Regions from separate parts of the Homo sapiens genome. Here region 1 is linked to region 2. A link is a loop called in an ENCODE intact Hi-C map of the cell type or tissue named here. Cell type or tissue: Panc1. All regions are shown on one strand. Each heading gives the region's core, and the rest is flanking DNA. Links, peaks and the distances in the headings are about the cores only.

The links. Hi-C counts contacts between places; a loop is a spot of excess contacts. Peaks named below come from ENCODE experiments on the same cell type or tissue, not always from the same donor. Only the 100,000 strongest peaks of a DNase experiment are listed, where the experiment ranks them.
Region 1: a loop joins it to region 2, with 5 times the contacts of the local background. A loop is called at or near these places in 6 of 110 quality-filtered maps.

What each region holds. Positions count from the first base shown.
Region 1 is chr22:22,183,635-22,186,547 of GRCh38, forward strand. It overlaps IGL and the pseudogene BMP6P1. Among named protein-coding and RNA genes, the nearest start is that of VPREB1, 60 kb to the right of the region's middle. In Panc1, for the core only: no CTCF peak of the experiment used is centred there; no DNase peak of the experiment used is centred there.
Region 2 is chr22:22,243,625-22,246,537 of GRCh38, forward strand. VPREB1 (V-set pre-B cell surrogate light chain 1) reads left to right here and starts at 1,162. Exons shown (of 2, transcript NM_007128.4): 1 at 1,162-1,235; 2 at 1,322-1,891. The coding sequence starts at 1,190. The coding sequence ends at 1,713. It also overlaps IGL. In Panc1, for the core only: no CTCF peak of the experiment used is centred there; no DNase peak of the experiment used is centred there.

The sequences.
Region 1 (2,913 bases), core at 186-2,685, 60 kb before region 2:
AGGATATAAATAATCATTAATGTCATCCTGACAGCCCTGATCCTAAATGTCAGAATTTTATTTCTTAACTTTTTTCTCCAAAAAAAAAATGTAGCTTCAGAAAAACTTCTGGAATGGTGGTATGAGGCCATCAGAAAACCTGATTCACCATACAAGCAATGAGAACAGCAGTAAAAATGATATAAATCTACTTTTCAGAACTCTGTACATTACCAAAAGCTTACAAAATTCTGGGAATCATAAAAAATAGTAATAACAGCCAGACATGGTGGCTCATGCCTATAATCCCAACACATTGGGAGCTGAAGCAGAGCGATTGCTTTATCACTCCTGGGATTTTGTGATCAGACTGGGCAACAGAGTGAGGCCTCTTCTCTAAAAAACATTTTAAAAAAGTAGCTATATGTGGTGGTGTGTGGGTGTAGTTGCAGCTACTGGGGAGGCTGAAGGTGGAGGATCACTTGAGTCTGGGAGGTGGAGGCTGCAGTGGGCTGTGATTGTGCCACTCTACTTCAGCCTGAGTCATAAAGCAATACCCTGTCTGAATCAATCAATCAATCAATTAAAATAATGTGGAATCTCTGTAAGAATCTGAAGCTTTGTGGTGATTTTATTTCTTTTGCTCTCTCCCAAGTTCCACAGTAGCCTTAAAAACCAACAGCCTCAAATCTCCTGGATCTAGGGAAACTAGAAAAATAGCATTCACTGAAGCAACCAAATACCAGATCTGGAATTTTCTCAAAAGCCCCATTCCCGTGCGACTGTCATTATTTGAGCTTTCCAAAGCTCAGAAAAGCTTCACGCTCTGTACTTTTCTAAATGTGAATTGTCTCAGAGCTCGCTTGGTTTAAACAGCTTCATCCTCAATACATTTATCAAAACAATCAGTGAGATCTGTTAAGGTCCTGAGTCAGTGATACAAGATGGGGTCAATAAAAGGCTGACCAAAAACCTTGAGAGAAAAAAACTGGGTGTCAGAATCTGTAGAAGATTTTGATGAGCTCTGCCATATTCCTGGAAAGACAGAAGATCACTCTCATGCTCAGAGTTATGTGCATGGCCAGGTAAAAATTAGGAAAGTCCTTAATTTTCGACACTGGCTGAAATCAACAAGGAAGGCTAAAATAGAGTTGTAAAGTGGCGGGGTTTTGCAGTCATGACCCAACCCCTGCACAGAGCATTCGGCAAATGCTGAGGAATGTGTTGTTCGAGGCGTTTAAGAACATGTCTGTCCAATAATAAGCTAATGACTGATATAATTGAGCAGAGACTGCAGTGGCTGCACAAGCAAAGAAAACAGACTTAGAGAATTATTCCAGTACCGTGAAACAATAAATCATCATCAACAATAACAACTACAACAAAACCAGAAGCAATTATGACAAATATTTTAAGGAAAGAATCTGATTTCCAGAATCGTCACATTGTGTGACTGAGAAGCTCCATTTGGCAAAGTGAAATTTTGAGGCAGGGACACAGCAAAGTACTGTCCATACACAGGGTTAAAAAGGAAAGCAAAGCAAAACATAAAAACAAACAAACAACATTAAAAATAAGTTGACAAAATGATGTCCAGAGATGCATTTGGTGGTTACTACATAAAAACTTCAAATTAGCTTTTGTAAATGTGGTCAAATAAATAAATAAAACAACGTTAACAATTGTTAAGGAAAGTACGGAAAGAATGCCTCATTACAGAGAGAACATTGGCGGGGTGCAGTGCCTCACACCTGCAATCACAGAACTTTGTGAGGCCAAGGCAGACAGATCTCTTGAGCCCAGGAGTTTGAGGCTAGCCTGGGTAACATGGCCAAACCATGTCTCTACAGGAAATACAAAAAAGCTAGCTGGGCATGGTGGTGCATGCCAGTAGTACCAGCTACTCAGGAGGCTGAGGTGGGAGGATTTCTGGAGCTTGGGAGGCAGAAGTTGCAAGAGCAAAGATCATGTCAATGCACTCCATCCTGGGGGACAGAGCAAGAGTCTGTCTCTAATAATAATATAATAATAATAACAATAGAGAATACTAATAAAGAGGTATAGAAGAAAGGATCATTGAATTAAAGACAGATAAATTGATAATTATTCTGTTCCAAGAATAGAAAAAAATGACAAACAGTCTGCACAACCTGAGAGACGATGTGACACCAATCAAATGTTCCAATACACACATAGTAAGTTTCAGTCCTTCCACCATGTGAGCTCGCAGTGAGAAGATGGCAGTCTATGAACCAGTAAGCACATCCTTACCAAACACCGAAGTATCTGCTTGTACTTTGATTTTGGACCTTCCAGCTTCCAGAACTAAACTCTGACCTATTTTTTTTGGACATTTGCATAGTGTGGGCCTCAGAAGGAAGCTGGCTGGAATTTGACATCACAGCCACTAGTAGTCTGTGGGTTGTAACCCCACAGCATAACATGGGGCTTCAGCTGAGCGTAGTGACAGAGGATGGAGTCCACATCCACCCTCTAGCTGCAGACCTGGTGGGCAGAGACAGCACTTAGGCTATGCAGCCCTTCATGGTGGCTTTCTTCAAAGTCATTGTGGTCCATGTGTGCATCACCAGGTCAGCCTCTGGCTGGCGTTGACAGCAGAGTTGTACTCACTTTACCCAGTCCCACTACGTGGCTCAAGTCTCCAGTACTTCAGATTACATCAGCAGCAAATTAAAAACAGCCTGCAGGAAGCATGAGCTATATGTGAGCTTCCAAGACCTGGATGGCAGGACTGGTTCATCGCACCCAAGGGCTATGCTGCTAATTACTGTGATGTAGAATGCTCCTTCCCAATCAATGGACATGTGAATGCAATCAACCATGTGATCATTCAGACCTTGGTTCACCTTATAGATCCTGAATATGTCCCAAAGCTGTGCTGTGTGCCAACTAAACTCAATGCCATTTTGGTTC
Region 2 (2,913 bases), core at 218-2,717:
TTTGAGGGAGGGTGAGCATGTGGGATCAGAGACTTTAAGTCCAAATTTCCCCTTAATTTTTTTTTAAATCTTGCAGGTAGTATGCAAACATACATTTAATGTATTATTTTTATTCTCATTTTTTTTTTGAGGCAGGGTCTCCCTCTGTTGGCCAGGCTGGAGGGCAGTGGTGAGATCTTGGCTTGCTGCAGCCTCAACTCAACCTCCCAAGCTCAAGTGATTTTCCCACCTCAGCCTCCCAAGTAGTTGGGACTGCAGGTGCCTGTCCGCCATGACCAGCTAATTTTTAAATTTTTTTTGTAGAGATGGGGTTTTGCCATGTTGCTCAGGCTAGACTCGAACTCCTGAGCTCAAGTGATCCTCCCACCTTGGCCTCCCAAAGTGCTGGGATTATAGGTGTGAGACACTGCATCCGGCTCCCAAATTTCCCCTTTTTATAAGGACACCAGTTGTACTGACCGGGGCCCCACCTCTATGACCTCATCTAACCTTCATTAACTCCTTAAAGGCCCTATCTCCAAATACAGGCACACTGGGGGTTAGGGCTTCAACCTATGGATTTGGGGGATGCAATTCAGTCTATCACAGTGCCAAGCTGCACCTGCTCGGTGAGCCAGAACAGGGGTGGGGAAGGCACCAGGCCCTGGTGCTTCTTTCCCATGCCTGAGTCACTCTACTTGGTTCTAGTAGGGAGAGGAGCATGGGCCGAAGGCAGTGCTGCAACATGGAAGGGGCAGAACATCCCAACCCGCTCTGGGCCCCCAGTGTCTTCTGCTGTACAAAGCAGGTGTTTTCACCCCCCGAGGATGTGTCCTCCCTTCCTGGCTCACCAAGCATTTAAATGTAGACAGAAAATTTATTTATCTGGGGTGCGGTTTCCTCAGGGGGAAGTTGAGGTCACGACCCCTGAGGTACCTTAACCCAAAGGCCTCCAGGGCACTGGCCCCAGAGTCTCCAGCAGGTGCTTCCTCCCTGAATGCTTCCATATGGCAAGATCAGAGCCACAAATGCTGCCCCGACGCTGTTCCGGTAACCGACGTTGCAGACCCAAGAAAGTCTGGGATGGTAGTGGCCAGGAACGGGGTGTGCCACGGCCCCACCTCTCAGAGCAGGGAGGAGGATGCTGGGCCAGCCCTTGGGGACCCCAGGCACCGTGGCCACAGGAGTCAGAGCTCTGCATGTCTGCACCATGTCCTGGGCTCCTGTCCTGCTCATGCTGTTTGTCTACTGCACAGGTGAGGGAACCCCCAGATCCCAAAGACTCCTGCCCCTTCCTTCATCCTGCCCTGCCCCCACGGCCCACATGCATCTGTGTCACCAGGTTGTGGTCCTCAGCCGGTGCTGCATCAGCCGCCGGCCATGTCCTCGGCCCTTGGAACCACAATCCGCCTCACCTGCACCCTGAGGAACGACCATGACATCGGTGTGTACAGCGTCTACTGGTACCAGCAGAGGCCGGGCCACCCTCCCAGGTTCCTGCTGAGATATTTCTCACAATCAGACAAGAGCCAGGGCCCCCAGGTCCCCCCTCGCTTCTCTGGATCCAAAGATGTGGCCAGGAACAGGGGGTATTTGAGCATCTCTGAGCTGCAGCCTGAGGACGAGGCTATGTATTACTGTGCTATGGGGGCCCGCAGCTCGGAGAAGGAGGAGAGGGAGAGGGAGTGGGAGGAAGAAATGGAACCCACTGCAGCCAGGACACGTGTCCCTTGAACTGAAGACAGCAGAGGCACGCATCCCCTTGGAGAGACTGTCATGGAAGAGGGTGGAGTCGCCGCCCGAAGCGCCGAGGAGGCTGAGCCACTCAGCATCTCCTGGTCCTGCAGTGTTGCTGTAAATCCCCATTGGAGACTGCATTAGGGAATTAAAGCTGCTTGTCACTTTTTGCTGAGTTTGGTCTGACTGTTGTGCGACTTCGTAGTACCAGCCTTGGGCAAAGGCCCGGGGCCCCGGGAGACTGGCAGATCACTGTGGTGAGCACTCACCTGAGTCCTTACTTTTGTGGGCCATGGGAGGCAAGGGGTTGACCGAAGCACCCTGGAGGGGCATCCATGCCCAGGACAGGACCCTCTGGTGTCATCTGATTCTGCCCAGCGGTTACAGGGCAAACAAGCTTAGAAAGCACCTGGTCTGGGCCTCCAGGGAGAACAGGAGCCAGGTAATAGGCCTAGAGTGGGTTCTCCACCTTGGTCCTATCGACGTTTTGGGCTGGACAGTTCTTGGTTGTGGGGCTGTCCTGCGGATTGTTGAATGGTGAGTGGTTATCTGTGGCCTCTACCCACCAGATGCCCCTTCCCAGTTGTGACAAACAAAAATGTCTCCAGACATTGCCAAATGTCCCCAGGTGGTAAACTCACACTGATTGTGAACCACTGGTCTAGATGAGCAAGTAAATGCATTTACTTATTTGTACAAGAGAGTGGCAGGTGTCGGCAAACATGTTCTTTTTTTCCTTTTTTTAGGGATAAAGTCTTGCTCTGTGGTCCAGGCTGGAGTGCAGTGGTGCAATCATAGCTCACCGCAGCTTCAAACTCCCAGGCTCAAGTGATTGTCCTGTCTCAGCCTCCTGAGCAGCTGAGACTACAGGCGTGCATCACCATGCTTGGCTATTTATTTAGTTTTATTTTTGGAGAGATGAATGTCTCACTATGTTGCTCAAGCTGATCTCAAACTCCTGAGCTCGAGTGATCCCCCTGCTTGGGCCTCCTAAAGTGCTGGGATTAGAGGCGTGAGCCACTGCACCCAGCCCATTTTCTATAAAGAGCCAGGTGGTAAATATTTTTGGCTTTGTGGGCTATGCGATCTCTGTCACAACTGTTCAATTCTGTCCTAGTAGCAAGAAAGCAGCCACAGACAAACATGTCAACAAAGAGGCATGGCTGTGTTCTTATAAAGCTGTATTTACAGAAACAG